Linked DNA regions of Mus musculus: region 2 is linked to region 1. Evidence: chromatin loops called from intact Hi-C (ENCODE). Cell type or tissue: heart. All regions are shown on one strand. Each heading gives the region's core, and the rest is flanking DNA. Links, peaks and the distances in the headings are about the cores only.

Evidence for each region. Peaks named below come from ENCODE experiments on the same cell type or tissue, not always from the same donor. Only the 100,000 strongest peaks of a DNase experiment are listed, where the experiment ranks them.
Region 2: it touches region 1 in a loop (4-fold over the local background); 3 of 42 quality-filtered maps call a loop at or near these places.

What each region holds. Positions count from the first base shown.
Region 1 is chr4:119,417,120-119,427,509 of GRCm38, forward strand. Ppcs (phosphopantothenoylcysteine synthetase) reads right to left here and starts at 5,301. Exons shown (of 3, transcript NM_026494.4): 1 at 4,727-5,301; 2 at 4,461-4,564; 3 at 1,408-2,174. The coding sequence starts at 5,234. The coding sequence ends at 1,851. It overlaps Zmynd12 (zinc finger, MYND domain containing 12), which reads left to right and starts at 5,565. Exons shown (of 8, transcript NM_001014900.2): 1 at 5,565-5,876. The coding sequence starts at 5,767. In heart, for the core only: a CTCF peak has its summit at 5,310 (motif pointing left); DNase peaks (open chromatin) are centred at 5,292 and 5,672; H3K4me3 peaks cover 2,451 bases; H3K27ac peaks cover 1,684 bases.
Region 2 is chr4:119,314,211-119,324,600 of GRCm38, forward strand. Ppih (peptidyl prolyl isomerase H) reads right to left here and starts at 6,313. Exons shown (of 10, transcript NM_028677.4): 1 at 6,199-6,313; 2 at 5,959-6,023; 3 at 5,620-5,643; 4 at 5,310-5,354; 5 at 4,334-4,376; 6 at 2,818-2,910. The coding sequence starts at 6,264. Ccdc30 (coiled-coil domain containing 30) reads right to left here. Exons shown (of 15, transcript NM_029286.2): 14 at 10,331-10,390; 15 at 8,683-9,983. The coding sequence ends at 9,788. In heart, for the core only: a CTCF peak has its summit at 6,388; a DNase peak (open chromatin) is centred at 6,371; H3K4me3 peaks cover 2,260 bases; H3K27ac peaks cover 1,632 bases; H3K27me3 peaks cover 1,364 bases.

The sequences.
Region 1 (10,390 bases), core at 853-8,852:
AACGCCTCGTTTCCCTTTGCAAGTATTTCCTCCTGCTAACACACAAACACACACACACCTGGAACTCCTACCTGGGTGTTTTGAAGCTCTCAGAACAGACCATAAACCGAAGGGAGAAGTCTCTGGTGAGTCCATAAGACAAGTTAGAGATTGTTTGGGGCTTTAATAAAACGATCTTAAGTGGGCTCTCATGAATATTATCATCAAAATCACCTAGTTCTAGCAGATGAGTCAGCACCCAAGGCTGTGCCTGTAGAGAGGAAAGTCATCTTTTACAGCACTGTTCCAGTGGCGAAGCCTGTTGTTTTCTGGAAGTTTTGCCAACTAGACCTAAAGTTCATGACAACTGTGTGCTCCAAGAGATGGTTTCACTCCTGGCTGCAGCAATAAACCGTCTTGTGCTGGAGGCCACAATTCCAAACTTCATTGTTTCTACTTATCTTGCTTGCCACTTCTGTTTATGTCATAACTGAAACTCTGTACTGTCAGGGTACCTTTCCAACTCCATGGCCAGTTGTACTGTAAGCCAGGTTTTGACCCAAGGCCTGCACATGCTAGCCAAGTGCTCAACTACTGAATTTCACCATTAGTCCCTAACTGAAATTTATGTAGAACACTGACTTCTACATAATAACAGCACCCCCCCACCACCACCACAGACACACACACACACACACAACTGTATTTAGGACTACCCTACGTCTCACTTACTGGAGATTTTTCTGCACTAGGTATTCACTCGTACTCTAAAACAGGATAGTGAGAACTTCTTAGGGATAGTGAGTTTCTCAGGGACTCAGTGATCAAATGTTTTGGCCTGATTCTGAGAAAAACGGTAATTGCACCAGCGTACTGAGTGTAAAGTGCCAGACATGAGACCAATGCTCTATTTTTATCCCTACACTGTAGATACATAAACTAAGATTAAGTCAAGGGCCTCATTCATGAATCTAGTAGAATGCCCAGCTGGCTATCTAAACACCACACTTTATCACAGGGTAACAGTTCCCTCAGGGCAGAAGCAATCATTTAACTCCTGCCAGGGTCCAAGTGGAAGGCTGGTTATCTATCCGAAGAACAGCCTTAAAATATTTGAAAAGTATTACCTAAATATGGAATAAATCTAGGCCAAGAGGCAAAAAGTAGATGTAGGGAGGTCTGTGATCTACCTTATCTGCATTACTCCTGTTTTAGTAAAAACGTCTTTCTTCTTAAAAGACCCAGGTTTGATTCCCAGAACCTACATGGAGGCTCACAAGTTCCAGAGGCTCTGATTCCTTCTTCTAGCCTCCAAAGGTACCGCAGACCCATGGTGTATAAACATACATGCAAGCAGAAACACTCAAACACATAAAATAACTAAATTGTAAAAGAAAAAAAAAACAATAACAAAAAACCAGAAACCCGCCCTTTCCAAGTGTCCCTTTGTGGGCACATACTTTATTGCACATAAATTTTTGTACATCCAGTTCCCAAATGAGACGTGCTCATTCATCTTTCAGACCCTCACAGCTCACAAAGGCCCTGGCACATGGTAGGCACTTGATAAACACTTCTTCAGAGCATGACCATTCACGCACCATGACCTTACAGTAGGCCAACACGCAGCGGCTCCTGGCTCATCTGCTCTGCAGGCCACGCAATCCCACAGTCCTCTTTGTGAACTCTTGTTCACTTTCCAGATCCAGGAGAGCGTCCAGTGTTTCACTCTCAGAACTGAAGTCCCAGCAGGCACTTGCCTGCACACCGCGTTTACTATCTCTTCACTGTGTTGATCCTTAACAGAGGATCAATCTTAGTTCCTATCAGTGGTAAGAGCTCTGGTGTTTGATCCTAGAGGAGCATTTCCTTCAGTTTTTGTCACATATAAAAGCTGTGTGTCGAGACCGAAGGTCATCTACTATCTTCTCTTCTATCACCAAGCCTTTTGCCACCTCCTCCTCGGACAGCAGTAACTCTGTCTCCGAGTCTTTGGTTACAATAATCACAAAGGACTTTATTGACTCCAGGATGTTGGCCACCACCACCTGATGCTGGTAAACTTCCAAAGCATTCCGAGCCCGACTGATTATGATGTCCGGGTCTGTCTCCAGCTTAAAGGAAACTACAAACGCTTTAGGAGCCCAGTCTTTGACCAGAGGGGAAAGCATCTTTGGCACCATCTTCATTGTTATCTGTATCCGAAAAAGCAAGCCAAGTTCAGTTAGTTAACACTGGTCAGTCCCTACCAGGGATCCAAGCAACCAAGGACCGACTTTTGACTAAGGTTAGGTGGGCTTTCTTACAGTTTGGAAACTTCTTGCAGCACACCAAATGCCAAAGACTGGGTTCTGTAGATTCGTTTAGGTTCATATTGAAGCCTGAATTCAGAGCCCATCATCTACTTTGCTGCAAAGTATGTTTTCTGAACCAGTCCTGGCCTGCCATTTTCATTACAATTTCTCAAACGTTCCCCTTTATTTTACTATTTTCAAAGACAGTGTTTCACTATGCAGCCCCGGCTAACCTAGAGGTTGGTATATGGGCCAGGTTGGCTTCAAATGCTGATCTTCCCGCCAGTCTCCAGAGGGCTGGGGTTAGAGGTGTGAGCTGCCACCAAGCCTGGAACTTCCTTTTAACTCATTTAAATATTTTTAAGTCTTTGAGGATTTTATAGATTGTATTTTAATCATACTCATCTCTTTTATTTTTTAAAGAAAATCTGAAGATAACTATAATCTGTTCATAAAAATGTTACTTTGAGCCGGGCGTGATGGCGCACACCTTTAATCCCAGCATTTGGGAGGCAGAGTCAGGCGGATTTCTGAGTTCGAGGCCAGCCTGGTCTACAAAGTGAGTTCCAGGACAGCCTGGGCTACAGAGAAACCCTGTCTCAGGGGAAAAAAAAAAGTTACTTTGGCAGGATTCCAATATATTGGGTTTTAAATCTCTCAAGTCTAAAATGTCGTGCTGGTGGGCGTGGCTACTGATTTGATTTGTACTTGGAGGTTTTTTTTTTTTCATTTGTTAACTAAAAGTATTAATACAATAATCACAACAGAGTACTGAGACATGACTGACTTGGTCTTCACTTGATTAAAGTCCCTGCCCTGTTTCCTAAACCTTATACAACCAAAGGGGAATACTAAGTTGTTCTGGATTTTTTTGTTTTTGGTTTTGGTTTTTTTTTTTTGAGACAGGGTTTCTCTGTTTAGCCCTGGCTGTCCTGGAACTCACTCCGTAGACCAGGCTGACCTCGAACTCAGAAATCTGCCTGCCTCTGCCTCCCAAGTGCTGGGATTAAATGTGTGTGCCACCACTGCCTAGTTCATTCTGGATATTTTTAAGGTAGAAAGAAAAAAAAAAGGATAAACTGGAGATCCCAGGATTTTTAAAGAGTATGAGTTCTGCCTGCAAGTGTGCCAGGAATCCCACACAAGCTCCCACTTGATCTCTCTTCTTGGCATTTACCACCTGTGTGCATCAGGGATTCCCCTGCAGACTGAAAGCAATGCCAGCAACTGCCAGTGTACTTCTCTTCCACAATAACACTTGGCACACAGTAGGTACTCTGAAATGTGTAACTTAACTATCCCCAAGGCGCCCCTCAGACAATTTCATCAATAAACACTACTTATATCAGCCAACAAATGTCTATGATTTCCCTCATGTTCCAAGACACCAAATCACCTTCAATTTTCAGCGGTGACACTAAGGTGACACTATCCTCCCCTTCTTCTTCCTGAAAGGACAATAACCCCCACTTATCCCTCTGCTTCCTAGTTCCAAAATACTAGGATATTCTGTACAAACAAAACTTTTTACTTTTATTTATTTACTTTGAGATTTATTTACTCTCTCACTGTGCAGCTCTGGCTGGCCTGTAATTCACTAGGTAGACCAGGCTAGCCTTGAAATGAAGAGCCCATCTGTCCCTGGAGGGCTGCAATGAAAGGGAAGATGCTGCTGCATCCAAACAACGTCTTGTCTTTCCTTCCACCTTTGTGTCTCCAGGCTCCACAGGATAAAGTTCAAGGGTCTTAAGGAATACAAAGGTTGTGTATACCAAGAGGCAAGATGCCTCTTCAGCCTTACCAAAGCACTTTGGTTCACAGAACATTACCCAGTTGCAAACTCCAACTTGTAACTCCACTTAGAATAACCTTCCCCACTTGATCAGGCCCTCTGTCCATCTTTTGATGAGTCATCTCCATCACCCTGACACCCCCGTCTCACTACCCCGGGGATCTGACTGCACTTTGTACATACCTCCACTACAGCATTTATCATTCTGATCTGTGATTATGGCTGGTGTCCAGGCCCTCGCTAGACTGTGAGATCCTTGAGGGCAGTGTCTTATTCATCTCTGTATTCCCAGTGCCTAGCTCATACAGAAGGCTGAAAGGCCATCCAGATCAAGAGGAAAGTAACCCAAGATTGGTTAGAGGGGGTCAGATCTCTGGAAGAGAAGAGCCCATCACCTGCAGTGGGCCACCAGATGAGTGGATCTTGTGTTCAGGCATTTCGGAGACAGGAATATAGAAATCTGACACTGCCGCGGCCAGGTAAAACATCGCAGAAGAGCCTGTGAAGATAAACGGAGTATAAGAAATCGGGGAAGGGCATGGAATCTTTTCTTTAACTCGGGTTCCTTGGCTGTGGGGTAGGCAGCAAGCAATAGGGAAAAGAGGCTAGGGAGAACGGCTCTACAGCCAGGAAAACCTTTGGATTTCCTTGGAACATTCACCTAATGGACTGAGAGCCAGGGCAGCAGCCTGCAGCAGATGCAGATAATCCGCCAAAGTGGTAAACTCTACAGCCAGAAAGGTGCCGGCAGCGGCTGCCTCTTGGTAGCTCTGCAATGCTGCAGCAAAGCCCGGGAGCGCATTCTCTTCGGCCTCCAGACTCAGCTTGCCCGACTGGGCTGGGCCAGAAGGCCGAAGGGCTGACAGCCAGGCCTGGGGCGGGAAGCGGTGGGCATAGGGGAAGGCCGAGCGCGCTCGGTACAAGAACAGGACTCCATAGCCGGCAGCCAGGAAGACCTCCGCCGACGCGGCTCCGCGTCGCCCGCTACTGAAGTTGTCCAGAAAGCGCACGGCTCGCGCTTCCAGGGGGACCTTGGTGCCTCCAGATGTGATCAGCACCACCCGCCGGCCCTGCTCGCCCAGCCTGGCCGCAAAGCGAGCCATAACCTCGGCCCAGCGCGCAGCACCCGCAGGACGCGGCAACTCAGCCACCAGGTCCATTTCCGCCATCTGCACTGTAGTCACCCCACGGTAGAACCACAGCGCCCGGGCACGCCGGGCCGCTGGCGCCACGCCCCCTTCCGGATACCTGGGCTGCGCGCAGCCGCAAATAGTGACTATGGTCATTCCCTTTCCTATGTCCGCCAGTAGGTCCTGATCTCGCTAAGGCTCGAAATGCTTGCCTGTTCTGGGAAAGCCCGTCGGGAAGCGTCTAGAGGAAGAACGTATCTAGAAAATCCAGAAAAATTATGCTTCCTGTGGATTTCCTAGTTTGGAAAACGAAATGGTTGTTTTTGACCTATACCGGCCACCGTATAGTTCTCCCCAGGCTCGGGCTACATGGCAGTCAAGTTCTGGCTATTTAACCTTTGAGATTTAGAGTTTGTGCTCTCCCCTCCCCAATTGTCGCAGTCAGTCCCGCCCCTCCCCCTTGCCCTTGAAATCCCGACGTCCGGGCTGGCCCGTGGTTGTCACGTGACACCTCAGCCTTGCGGATGCTAGCCAGGCAACCGTCCTGGAGACCGACGCCGCCGGCCGCACCATGAACGTGATCTACCCGCTGGCGGTGCCCAAGGGGCGCCGGCTCTCCTGTGAGGTGTGCGAAGCCCCGGCCGAGCGGATGTGCACGGCCTGTACAGTCACTTATTACTGGTAGGCCCTGGAACATGGTGCCTGGTGCCTCTGCTCCCTCCCTGTCTCCCAACACGGGTCTGGCCTCGTGTGTCTGTCCTTTGTGGCCTTTCCTGCCAGGGACCCCACAAGTCCAGAGCAGGCTTGAAGACGCGTGTCTAAGACTTCTGTGGCTTCCTCTGCGTCTTCTCCGGCTCTGCTGGGTTTTTTGCCTGATGTTTTGCGGGGCTCCTACTGTTACTGTGTTGCAAACCCTTCCTGGTGCTGAACATAATGGGGCCATTTCTGTAGATCTCTCCTCTCAAAGCTCAAGGAGAACTCTGAAGACAGAGAAGTAGACAAATGATAATTTCAGGGAGAAATGGCAAGTCAAAGGAAATGGGAGGAGAAATTGGGCAGACAGCTTCTCTCAGAGTAGACGATTGGTCTGAAGTTAAGGAGCTAAAGAGCCGGTGTTCTTGCCCTACAAAGGCACAGGTAGGGTTCTTAAGTAGGGAAGACGTGTTCTTCAGGACTAGAAGAAAGACTATTGGCCAGTGCACAGCTAAGGGAGTTTGAATGTAGGAGAGGTAGTAATTCAAGATGCGAGGGGTTTAAATGTATTCGCATTAACACCATCCCCATCCTTTTTTATAAGAGAGTTTCATGTAGTTGGTCTCAAACTCACTATGTAAGCTAAGAATTGAACTTTTGAACATCGTACCCACACCCCTCAAGGGCCGGAGTTGCAAGTATGTGTTGCCATGCCTGGTTTGTGTAGTACTAGAGAGAGAACTCAAGGCACCGTGCATACTAGACAAACTACCAACTAAGTCACATCCCCTGCCCTAGACTCTATTTTGGGCCTCACAAAACTAGGATACTGACCTTCCAAACTTAACTCATAGCCAAATGACTTGTGTGTGTGTGTGGTTTTTTTAAAGCCTTATTTTTCATTTTACATGCTAAGTTCTGTCACTCCTGAGCCCTGAGACTTCTGAGGAGGGTAACATGGTGACTGGGGCAGTATCTAAAAAAGGTTTCTTTGAAATAAGATTTGAGTATTGAGAGGCCAGTACGGGCTTGCTATGTGAAGACACAGAAGAAGGGTGGGCCGTTCCAGCCATACAGCACTGGTTTGGTTAAAGAGTGAAAGACCTTGGCTGAAACCTAAATGGGAAAGAAAGCTGCGTGAGTCCCAGCCAGTGATTTCCACACAGGGATTCGGTGAATAACTCACAACCTGCATTTATACTGCATAAATAATATGTATTTGTAAGATGCATTTCTTCCTGCAGGCAGCAGCAGTGTGGGACAGGGGAGGGTCACGATGGCAGGCAGCAGCAGTGTGGGACAGGGGAAGGCAGACCCTGCCTTCTCGTTAGATCACAGGATCCTCCCCTTCTCAGACTGTTCCAGGTGCCCTTCCTCCATGTCCTACGTGATACAGCCGTCCTCATTCTTGGCAAGTGAGCATGGGCTGGAGTTCAGCATCCCAGTGCTCAGTAAAACAGCCTGACATTTTTGTGGAATTTCTTCTATTTTCTTCTGTATATTTATGGTATAAACTATGAATTGTGAATATGTTCCAAGGTGATAGATCTTTTAAAAACAGGACATTTATTTATTTAATTGTATTGGTGTGTGTGAGAGAGAGAGAGAGAGAGAGAGAGAGAGAGAGAGAGAGCACAGATCAAAGGACAGCTTTCAGGAGTGAGTTCTCTGTAGCCCAGGCTTTACCACCTTTTTGTTCCCAGAAATAGCGACTCAGACTGAATTATCTTTAGCTTTGTTCCCCAACCATCATGTATCCCAAAAATCCTATTCATTCATCCTATGAGTGCCACATGGCAAGTTACCTCTTCTTCAGTTTGATGCTTCTGTCTCCATCAGCATTCCTGGGCGAATCTCCTTCTCGCTCCTGACTATCCCAAAAATCCTCTATCTGTATCAGAACTTTTACCTCCCTATTTCCTGCCTCAGCTCATAGGCCAAAAGCCTTTTATTGAAGATTTCACACATTGCACAAAAGATTCCCTCTACAGTTCTCTGCTTCAGCATGCAGGTTCGAGCCCAGATCATAAGACTTGCTGGGAAGAAATCTTGCTGGCCTGGAATAAAACATTGTTAAGAAGGATAATTTTATGAAAGTACATATAGAAACATTAGTAGTATATCAGAGAGCTCTTGGTTTATAGTACAGTAGATCATAGCATATAGATAACAGTAATTTGTGATATTTTCCCTTTAATTGAATGTTTGTGATACAAACTTAAAGGCCTTCGCTGGCCAGCAGGGAGAAAATGTCAAGTGGTATTTGATGATAAGAAGCAGTAGGAAACTGGGTGTGGTGGTTCATGCTTGCAATTCTAGCACATGGGAGGCAAAGGCAGGAAGATCACTGTAAATTCAGGGATGGCCTGGGCTAATAGTTCAAGGCAAGCCTGGGCTACAGCGTGAATAGTTTCAGAAAGAAAGGGAAGGAAGGAGAAAGGGAGGGAGGAAATGAAAGGAAGAAGGAAGGAAGGAAGAAGAAAGAGAAGCTTTAGTGGATGGTAGAATGGATGCCTTGCATAAGGGCATCCAGATGGAGGTTAATAAACCCTGATGATGCTTGAATAAAACATGTCGGCCTCATAAACAGCTTAACTGTGCTCCCAGCTCCTCCTTTATATCCTGGCCTGGGGTGAATGTATGGGTGAGACAGCTCAATATTGATGGCACCCAGAAATGTATGAAGAAAGCTGTTTATTTAAAAAGGCAAGCTATGTCAGTTACTGTCAGTGGAACAAAGGTCAGGAAGTTGGATACATTATTTATTACCTTTTCCACCGTTCCCAGTGACTCAGCCTGTCTGTCCCTCTGCTGTGGAATGTGACTGCTTCTGAATCCCAGTGAAGTGTTTTTGTTACTCTGTTTTCAGTAATTCTCTAAGATACCCCCACCATTAAACAAAACAACAAAATCCTTAAAATGCTTTCTATCGCTTCTCTGGTAGTAGTATAGTTTGTAAATTAAATCCTTGGCTGTGTTCCTGTTATCTGGAGGAGGAGGAAGAGAGAGTGGTGGCTGCAGCCATGTAGTTCCCATGGCTGCTTTTGTGCTGCATCCAGAGGCTTGAGTTATTGCACCTGAGACCTTGGAGCTCCGGAAACACACAGTAGTTGTTGTCCGGAAGAAAAACAGAAACACACTGGCCACCTTTCCCCTAGATTATAGTTACCTGTTTTGAAATATGTATAATGTATAATAGATGCGTAGGTGAAAATGTCTCCTTAGCAGTAGAAATGCAAAAGCCAATGATTGCATACCCTCAACCAGAGCCTCAGAGTACACAGAGCTGAACTGACAGGGTCGAAGCAGGGAATGGTCCAGGCAGTAACAGCAGTGGGAAGCTTTAATAGCCCACGTCCAGGAGTGAATAGAACAACTAGGCAGATATTCCTTAAGGAAGTGTAAGACTAGGGCAACTCTGTAAATTAACTAGGTCCAACCAAGTCTGTGGAACACCCTAATAACAGAACGTGCATCTTCTCCAGTGCAATGTTAGGTCATAAATATGGAAGGAATAAAATCACAGAAGGTAGGTTCTGTTATGGTGCAATGAAATCATAACCAGTAACAGAAGGAAGTTTGGTAAGTTTACAATCAGGTCAAAAATAACACTCTTTAAAATCCAGTGGGCCAAAGGGAGACTGAAAAATGCTTTGAGATAAATGAAAAGGAAACAACAACATATACCCATACTTATAGGGTATCATTGATTTTGTAGTTCCTATGAATTTACAGCTGTTAATGTACACAGTAGAAAAGACCTCAGATCAGTAACTTAGTATTCCATCTAAAGAACAAACAAAAAAAATGTATTCATTAACCCATTCATGCATGGCTCTGCATTAGATCAGACATGCTAGGAGAAGGAGCAGAGGGGAATAAAAAGGAGAGTAGGAAAAACTATAGAAAGGATAAGTGAACATCACTTTCTTGAAAAAAAAAAAAATCACAAAGCTAATGAACTTTACCTAGAGGGGCCAGAAAAAGAAGATTCAAATTACTGAAATCAAAACTGAAGTTGATACCATTATTGCCGGCCTTGCAGAAATAAGGGAAATTATAAGAGAACACTCTGAACACTGTATATCAAGAAATCAGATAACCCAGATGAAAAACAGACCCATCCCTAAGAAGCACCAAACAGACATAAGAAGCAATGTCCGACTGGATCCATAACAAGTGATGGAAAACCAAAGCCAGATAACACAGGCTGGTGTATTCTTTCACCTTTAAAGGAAAATGAACACAGATTCTTTAATTTGTTAAAAAGAGGAACAAATAACTCATAATATTCTATATTCTATAAGACCCATATTGTGCCAGGAATAAAACCAAATAAAATATCACAAAATTACAGAATAGTATCCCCAATGAATACAGATGCAAAAGTTCTCAAAATTTTAGCAAACTAAACCTGTCAGCAAATATGAAGGATTCGACATCATAGGCAATTGGGATTTATTTTAGGAGTTCAAGATAGGTTGAATATACATATATCTGTC
Region 2 (10,390 bases), core at 1,424-9,423, 100 kb before region 1:
AGTCCTGAGACAGAACTGTCCTCAACTCAAGATCCTTTTGCCTCAGCCTTGCAAGCACAGAGATCAGGCATATGCACCATGGCCAGTTTCAAAATAAACTTTACACTAATGTACTCAATGACATAGTATAAAAAAGCAGGCTGTAATCATAACTGCCTGTTGCTAAATCCACTTTCATGTCTCAAACCTATATTGAGCTCCTGCAGTGCTGCCTTACAACAGTGTCCATGTAACTACACCAAGATTTTGGGGGTGGGGGGAAGGGAGACAAGAAATAGAAAAATGAAAGTGCTATCACTCAAAGACATACAAAGCTGGGCATAGGCGCCCATGACTATAACCCCAAAATTGTGAGACAGAGGGAAGAGAGCCACAAGTTCAAGGCCATCCTGGTTTCATAGACCACTACTGTGGAGACGTCAATGGCAGCTTGGGGGGTGGGGTATTGATGGGACAGATTTTACACAACACCACTACTAATGACTCTGAAATGGCCAGTTCTATGTTTACGCATGAAGCAGTGGATGTCTGGGGTCACCTCTAACCTGGGATTGTGTATTACACTTTGGGAATCACTTTGATCTTTCTTTTCTTTAACCATGCTGGGAATTGAACTTGGGTCCTCATACATACTAATAATCTAACCATTCAGGAGACAGAAGCAGGAGGATGGAGGCAGAGGGAAGCCAGTTTGATCTATGGAGCTTCCCGGTCAATCAGGGCTACACAGTGAGATCATGTCTCAAAAGAAAGCTGTGATATTTGCACATATTTTCCTGAGCATCTCATGCATGAAAGGAAGAACTCCCTCCTGTCCACCACCAGCCAGCTAGAGTAGTCTACTGCTCGGGAATGGGCACAATTTGCAGGACGCACATTCCATCTACCTCTACTCTGCTGCAAACAGACACAGTAACAGTTGTACAAAACATCTGTGTGGCTCAGGGACCCTCCCTCCGTGTCCTCCCGTGGACACATCTTTATTCTTCCTTTCTGGTGGTGTAACTCATGTTCAGGGACTAGCCCTGCAGTAGATGACACAGACTGAACCCAGAACCCCACCAGTGGCTATGGGATACAACCTGCCTGGGCCTGTTTGCTCATTGTCTCATTAAAATGAATTAAGACAGGGAAGGTGCTGTAAGCACCCAATCGCTCTTAGCCGTCGTTCTCGTAACTGTTCTGTCACTCCTTTGCGTCTTTCTGTGGCAGGTGACAGGGCCTTGAGATCCCTGCCTTTGAAGAACTCACAAGGTGAAGGAAGCCAAGACAACCATGCCACAGATGACGCTGGTGCAGGCCTGTAAACCCAGCTCCTTTGGTGGCTGAGGCTGAGGACTGTTGAGCTCAGGATCTCCCTGGGATACAGAATGACTTCAAAGCCACCTTAAGCAATGAAGTAGGATCCTGACTCAAATGAAAAAAGCAGAAAGAGGGCTGAGAGGCTGGCCAGAGGGTCAGAGGGTAAAAGAGTTGACAACCTGAGCTTAACCCCTAGAATCCAGGTAAAGGAGAGAGGAGAGAACTGACTTCCAAAACTTGTCCTCTGACCTCCACATACTCACACACTGGAAATACACACCCTCAACATAATGCATTCGCATAAACTCACAATAATAACAAATAAGCTGGGTGTGGTGGCCCTTGGGACATAGAGGCAAGTAGATCTATTTGAGTTTGAAGCCAGCCTTGTCTATATACCAAGTTTCATGCCAGTCAGAGTTACGCGGTTAGATCCTGTCTCAAAACAAAAAGAATAAAGAGTTGCAAAGGGCTGGGCAGGACATAGCCTATCATGCATGAGACCTTGGGCTCAACCTCCAGCACTACACAAACAGAATAGAGTCAAGCAAACCCCACCTGTCCCATCCCTGACTATTATCACTGTGTTTCTGTGTGGGCTGGGATTTTTGCAGTCTATCCAATAGACCCGAAACACTCTCCTCTTAGGGAGTCGGCTACAGAACTACTTAAAGACTCATATCTTTCTCCTCTTGGAAGGCTTTCTCTAGGCCATTAGGGCCCTTTCATGTACCCCGAGGTGCCCTCACTTACTGCACTGATGGTGTGAACTATTTTATACGGGGCTGGTCACCTGCATGTGCGTTTGTTGTTAGACACTACATGTCACAATGGTGGGGATCATGTTTATGTCTTATGCTTTGCCCTGAGGCCTGGCATGGAGCAGCTGTGATGGAATCTTTCAGCTCCTAGATGCCTGAGAAGATGAGTGCAGAGTAGGTGAGCAGGAGAGAGAATATCCACGTAAATACTGGGACCCAGGAGGTAAGGATTGGGACATTGATAGCAGGATGGGTAAAGCAGGGATGGGAAGTGGGGGCAAGAGGAGTGAGTAAGGGAAAAAGAGGGAGGAGAGTGAGCAAGGTGAAGTGGGCAAGCAATGAGCAGAGGTGAGCTGGATGAAGGTATGAGGGAGTCTGAGCAGGGCCAGGAGTGGGGAAGAGATATCAAGATGTGGGGATAGAAAGGATGAGCTTGGAGAGGGAGAAAGCACGTGTGTGGTCACGATGGTGGTGAGTGAATCACGGCTACCAGGGCCACACGAAGGTGAATACCAGCCTTGGAAGCCTGCACACCACTGAGGCTAAAGCCAGTCTTGGTGCAAACAAAGGCCCAAGTCAGAGCTCAGTGTTTTCCACAGCTGCTTGCACCTGCCCAACAGAATCAAAGCACACTAAGGAAGGAGGAGGGCTAGGTGCAGGTGAGGCCTGATTCCAAGAGACAGACCTAAGCCTCAACAAAGCACCAGAAACCAGCCATTGATCTAACCCCAAATCTTAACCGAACCTCACTTACCATGGAAAGCAGGCCTGGAGCAGAGTGTCTAAGTTTAAAATTTTCATCCGCAAATGGACCCCGGTAAATACTGGCGACTCCAGTGCCATCGCCCTGAGTAGAAAAGAGACATATCAGAGGCCGGGAGTGCTGCACACCCTGGAAGGCCAGGGAGAATGGTGCAGTGCTAAGGGGAGCTAGCCAGCCAGCTGCCCTAGCTGAACCAAGCAGCTTCTCATCTAGTGAAACCTTGTCTCCAGGTAGTAAGGTAGTGACTGACAGAGCACACCACATGTCTGCCTCTGGCCCCAACATCCATGGGCTTGTACACCTGCATGCTCTTGAGCACATGTGTGCACGCACACACCACACACACACACACACACACACTGGATGTGTGGAGAAACACTGTTGCACTTTAAGCCCAGCTCTTTTTTCCCTTTTTAAAATTCATTTATTATTATTTAAAATTTTATTTTAGGTTTTTGGGGATTATAATCACATCACTGCCCCTTCGCTTTCTGCCCCCAAACCCTCCCATATTTGTTTTTCAGATTCATGGAGCTGGAGTTACAGATGGCTATGTAGATGCTGGGAATCAAACCTGGGTCTTCTGAAGAGTCAACAGTGTAACTGCTGAGCGATCTCTCCAGTCCCCCAGATTTCCCAGTAGTATCACATAGTTAAAATGCAGCCTAAGTGGAAGCAGGATTCAGCCTAAAGCCTGCCATTGCAACCCTGTGTAGGAGGAAGACCTCTAAAGACTCACAAAAATCTAACTAAATTTACAACTGATGGAGTAAGACCATCTCTCAGACAAAAGGACTTAGTAACACACCCACATAAACAATGCTAACAGCAAGGAGACAGCATGCACAGAGGTGGATGGGTAAGGAAAGAGCTGGTTTAAGAAAGAGATATTCTAGCTTATTGGACACACTCCAAGGAAGGATGGAGACACCAACAGTCATGGTCTTTTTGTGAAGAATGGATCTGCTGGGCTACCTCAGCAAGCAAGCGAACACCCTTTAAACTTCCTGTCTCTCCTGATCTGATCCCTTGCTTGCTAACCAGCTTGTGATTAATACCTTAGCTTTCAAAAGGAAAAGAGAAAGAAAGACCGGCCCCTAACCCCCCCCAGAGCAATCCAACAAAAAACTAGAGTTTTTAGACAGTGACAGAAGATGTGCAGATGTGGAAGGAAAAATGGGAGACAAAAGCAGTCAGCTCCCTTCCTTTTGAGGGAAAAATTGCAGTCAATTTCAAAGTTTTCTGTGAACAATGAATGTGGACCGTCTCAGATCACCTATAGGTATGCCAGCAAAGCCCAGTTTCTAGTTACAAACAGCTAGGGTTTGGAAAGTGGAAGTTTATGGTTCAGTAGAGTATTGTTATGTGTTCTAAGGACACAGTCAGTGGTAGCCAGCAACTCTACAGTACATCCCATGCCCTCTCCACTTAACTTAGCTATTGCTCTTAAGTCTCAAGACTAGGGCCCTGCCAGAAAAAAATAACAAAGAAAAGAAGCAGTACTTACATTAACAAAATCTCCACCCTGAATCATGAAATCCTTTATGACCCTGAAACAGTTAAAAAAAAAATCCTGAGAAAAGATTCAGTGGATTAATCACTGAAGCTTAGAAAAGGGCGAGCAAGTACAGTCTTAACTCAGTTGATCTTAGATGCGTGAGTTCGCACCTGAACATCAGGAAGGGGCTGAAACCAGGCTAGAATCACCAACAGTCACCAAAGGAAAAAATCATGTCCAGGGCTTATTGCAATTTGGGGGAAAAGAACAACAGCAAATCTAGGTGAATGGACTACTGCACACACAGAGACTTGATGGTGTTAGCTAGTACACCAGCTATGGCCCTTCGCTTTGCTTAGCCTTCCTTGAAGAACTCGGAAAACACATACTACTTCACAAGAATGCTAGGGAGGGTTACAGACTGTAGCTTTAAAGCCCTTATGTGGGAGACATGGACATTTTCAGGATTAGAATAGAGCAACTTCTGTCAAACTCTAACAAAAAATAAGTAAATATATCATGAAAGCCAGGCTCCTACAGATGACTGCCTAGCAACGGTAACTAGCAAAGCCTCTGCTGAAGTCCTGACTGGCGCCAGGGAGATGGGTCAGTGGGTGAAGTGCTTGCTGTGGCAGCCTAAGGATCTGAGCTTAGACCTCTGGGAGCACGTGGCCACGCACCTGTACTGAACAGGTACTGAAAGGGTACAGCATGCTTTCCTTGGCATCGTTTCTGCAATACAGCATTCCACCAAGTCAGGGATGACTTAAGGCGCTGTGCATAGGCTTCATGGTGTTCAGTACCAAATCCAGGGCCTTATGAATGCTGGGCCAATTCTCTACCACCGAGCTACAGCCTCAGCCGCGAACATGCCATTTAAAACAACAGCCGTAAGCCTCACAGAGTTTGAACTCAGGTGTGCAGGACTGCCTGTACAGATACCAAGCAATGACTGCATTTCCAGTTTTCCAAAAACCTCCCTTACCTGTGGAAGGTGCTTCCTTTGTATCCTATCGGAACGCCATCTTTTCTGTAAACAAAGAAGGAAGAGACTTGGAATGGGGAAACACAATGGTGGGCCTTTCCCATTTAGGCTACACCAGAGGCTAAAAGGGCTCTCACTAAGATCTGGAGGGGGAAAAAGAGAGAGAAAGAACCCATTCAAGGTGTCACCCTCTCTCTGCATATCATCTTCCATTACTTAAGACCTGTTCATGGTTCTCCAATACCCTCACCAAACATCCAGGGCACCCCTTCAGGAGTAGGCAGAGAAATCAAACACATCTGAGACTGACCTGAACTCTCCGGTGCAGAATTGCCTAAAGGGAAAGAGAGAGCAAACGATTTAGCCTTCGTACGATCACTGCTTGAAGCACCTCTAATCTCTGGAGAGGAGAGTTCAAACACTGGGGCCAGTATGTCCGCCAACTAACTGATCGGGCGGATGTCAGGGCAGGTAGACTAGTGATAGAAGTTGATATGGGATCAGTCACAGCCGGTAGCTGTTTGGCCAGTGAAATACCCAGACCACAGAGCTGCAAGGCAATGAATAGATGGACAGAGGCAGACATGGCAAAGACCGACTGGAGGCCGGCTTCGGGCTCAGCTCTGGTTCACTTGGAGCATATCCTTACCTAAAGTTCTCTGCCGTCTTAGGCACCACGTCTGCAAAGAGCTCGATTTTCATGCGACCAACTTCCTGCAGAAGAAACGGGAGACGCAACACTCAGCTCACGACCGCTGTCCACGAAGCTCGAAAGCTCCCACCTCCCTCCGCCGCCTGGCCCAGCCGGTCTCGGGAGGGCTATAAGGGGCTGCCTCCCTTACCCGAGGCCAACCAGCCCGCACGGGCCGCTAGGTCGCCCGCACCTCACCTGGCCGCCAATGCTGACATCGAAGAAGACCACTGGATTGACTGGACTTGAATTTGCCACCGCCATGGCTTTGACCCGGAAGTAGAAACCCGGCTTCCGGTGGCAGGTCCCGCGAACTTCATCCGGAGCGCAGACGCAGTGGAAACGGACCGCGATTGCGCCCCGCCCCGGAAGTGTGGCGCGCGCTGAGGTTGTTGGGAATGGTACTGTTTGGCTGAGCTGGTCGGAGCTGAGGGGAGGAAACGCAGGCATCTTTGTCAAAGTCTGTGGGCTCCCCACTTGCATGACTGTATTAGTGCAATAGAAATGAATCTTCTGCAGACAGCATGTCCTGAGCAGTCACACTTGGTGTCCCCTGTCACAGCTCATGAGCCGAGGATCCCTGAGTCACCTTCCATATTTTAAAATGGTTTGTTACTGTAGCCTGGCTCAGTCGGGTGCTGGAAATGTAATTTTATTTATTTTCTTATGATTGTAAAATTTTTTATTTTTTAATTCACATTTACATCCCCAGTGCTGCCGCCTCTCCCGGTTTCCCCACCCCCTCCTTCTCTTCTCCTCTGAGAGGGTAGAGACCCCCTCTGGTTTTCCCTCCACCTTAGCACATCAAGTCTCTGCAGGGCTGGCCTCATCCTCTCCCACTGAGTCCAGACAAGCAGAAGAAACGAATTCCACAGCAGGGCAACAGCTTTTGGGATAGCCCCTACTCCAGTTGTTCGGGACCCACATGAAAGACCGTGTGTGTGTGGGAGGGGGCTAGGTCCCGCCTGTCTATGCTCTTTGGTTGGTGGTTCAGTCTCTGAGAGCCCCAAGGGTCATAGTTGACTCTTGGTTTTCCTGTGGAGTTCCAATCCCCTCGGAGGCCCTCAGGAGTCCTCAAGCTCCATCGGATGTTTGGCTGTGGTCTCTGCATCCCTGAGTCAGCTCCTGGGTGGAGTCTCTCAGGACAGCCATGCGAGGTTCCTGTCTGCAAGCACAACAGTCTCAGGGATTGTTGTTTGCCCATGGGATGGGTCTCTAGGCTAGTAAATCGTATGGGGCTTTGCCTATTTAAAATGCTGTTTGCCACTGCTGGTAGCAAAGACCAGGAAGTAAAGGCTGGCTTCTCTTATACCACTTTTACCAAGTACCCTTCTGCCTCTGTTTTGGAGGGCATTCAGTTGCTACCCCCCCCCCCTCTTTTCCTTCTCTCATGCTTGCTCCGGCCCAAAGATACTTATATGTAAGTACACTATACTTGTCTTCAGACACCCCAGAAGAGGGCGTGGTTGCTGGGATTTGATCTCAGGACCTTCGGAAGAGCAGTCAGTGCTCTTACCCACTGAGCCATCTCTCCAGCCCTGGTTGTTACACCCTTTAAGGTTTTTTGGTTTTTGTTTTGTTTTGTTTTTGCTTTTGGTTTTTTGAGACAGGGTTTCTCTGTATTGCCCTGGCTGTCCTGGAACTCACTCTGTAGACCAGGCTGTCCTCGAACTCAGAAATCTGCCTACCTCTGCCTCCCAAGTGCTGGGATTAAAGGCATGCACCACCACTGCCCAGCTTAAGGTCTTTTTTGAAACATTTTTTCACTTTTTTTTTTAATTTTAAGACAGTCTTGCTGTGTATCATGGGTTGGCTTTGAACTCTTCCAACTTCCTATCTCAGCCTCCCAAGTGCTGAAATTACATACATGGATTGCTATATTCTTTTGGAACTGGGGCTGGAGAGATGGCTCAGGAGGACTAGAGTGTTCCAACACCCATGTGTCAAACTGGGTACCCTCCACATGCCTGCATGCCCAGCTTCGAGGAGGGTGGATGTTCACTGGGGCTTACTGGCTTCCAACCTCTTGGAGAAAACTGGAAGCCCAGGTTGAGGGAGAGACTCTGCTTCAACATAATAGGTGGTAGATGACAGAGGAAGCCATTCAGTGTCCTTTTCTGGCCTTAGTGCCTGTACAGATGTACATATCCACACATGTGCATTTACAGAAATGAATATTAATACTAAAACTACAGAATTTGAGAAAGGTATTCAATGCCAAACCTCACTTCTACATGAACATTCGCCCTCAAAAATGTATTTAAATGAATGTTTTATTGCCAGTCAGTAGTGGGACATGTCTATAATACCAGAACTCTGGGGGCAGAGACAGGCAGATCTCTGAGTTGATCCACAAGAGCAAGTTCCAGGACAGCCAGGGCTATACACAGAAATCTGGCCTTGAAAAAAAAAGTATAATAGGATACAAATACTTCAAGGAGCTATTGGCACTTGATAGCTGCTGGAAGAGGGGGAATCAGATTGCTTTAGTGTAGCACCTGCTTCATTGGAAGCCCACACAGCCAAGCATATTTGGGCATCACAAATTGGTTTTGGTGAGCTTTAGAAAGGAGAGAGACAGAACACCAAGTTGGGTAGGTAGGGCAGTGGGGGTGGATCTGGAGGAAGTTCTCAAAGATGTAATGGAAAATTCAAATCAAAATACATACATTAGCAGGGTGTGGTAGAAGATGCTTGTAATCGCAGTATTTGGGAAGTGGAAGTAGGAAGGTCAGGAGTTCAAGGTCATCTAGCCCATCAAGTTTGAGGGTAGGCTGACCCTGAGATAACATGAGATGTTATCTCGAAAGTTCCCAAATGAGGGGCTGGTGAGATTTCTTGGCAGTAAAGAGTTGCAGACTGTTTCCCCAGAGGACCCAGGTTCAATTCCCTGCATCCATTTGTCTCAACCATCTGTCATTCAAGTTCTAGGGGGATCTGAAACACATAACAGCACTACACATAAAGCTTTTGTTGAGTCCTCCAATGAACACATACTTGAATAAGGACACTAAGTGCAAAGCGCAGTGAGTTGCACTGACAATGCGCGAGAAGGTTGCAAGTGTCCCTTATTGCACCCACTACCCCTTGCATGGCACTAAGTAAACCTTTCTATTTATTCACCACTGGCCAATTCCCTCCACACCACGACCAATGCTTTTTTTTATTCTGTGCTTACTAAACATAAATCTTCTCTGGTGGAGTATTACTAACGTTATTTAAAAAAAAAAAACTCTTCAGGCCTGGAGAGATGGCTCAGCAGTTAAGAGCACTGACTGTTCTTTCAAAGGACCCAGGTTTGATGCTCAGCACCCACATGGCAGCTCACAACTGCCTGTAACTCCAGTTCCAGGGGATCTGATACCCTCACACAGACACATGCAGGCAAAACACCAATGTACATAAAATAAAAATCTTCTTAGGGCTGGGGAGATGGTTCAACAGAGGACTGGGGTTCCATTTCTAGCACCCACATGACACAGCTGTCTGCTACTCTAGACTCAGGAGAGCCAATGCCCTCTTTCTGGCATATGCACAGAGTATATGGACACACACACAGAGACAAACCACTAATAGACAGAAAAAAAAAAGAATTGAAAACCTCATTATCAATAGGTATATCAAACAATTACATCTTTGAAAAATTTTAATGGCTGTTTAATAAGCGATTTTGAGGAATCCTTGTTGATGTCCAGGGTGTTCTGTGAGACTGCTCCTGCTCGGTTTGCACCTTTGTATCCAGGCTCTGAGTTAGTAGGCATGAATAGTCTTGTAGCTACCAGTGAGGTCATAGTTCTGGCTTTTGGTCCCCTTGTGTGTTGTGTGTCTCTTTTAGAGAAGTCACATTTATATATCCACTTTCTGAATCCTGTGAACGTGAAAGAGGCTCGGGGGACTTGGGGATTGCTGCTGCGCCTTCCCATTTGTGCAGCTCAGTCTCCTGGAGATTTTCAGCTGACAATACGAAGCCTGTCCCTGAGAAACTGAGAAAGGCCACGTGTGAGGGCATCAACTTACATACAACTTCCTGGTAGAAGCTTAGGGCTACGAGTCTATGGCATTGATAGGACTTTAGCACTTTACAGCTGTCAAATCAAAGAAAAAGACAAAATAAAAGCTATCGGAGGCCTGCGCTCGTGGATTATCCCCTACCTGAGATTGGTATTCTGTAGGACTGGAAAGCTGGTGAGGAGAGCACAGACTGGGTGCAGATTCAAAAGCCAAATATAGGCAGAAAAAAAATCCCCCCAAAACAAAGCCAGCCACTCTGAACCAGTAAGGAGCCATCTTAGGTGTGCAGCTAATGACAGTCTTGATGTATATAACTCACCTGGAGTTTTGTAAAGGTAGTATCTTTTTGAGTATTTCAAATGCAGCGTTGTCAGTAATT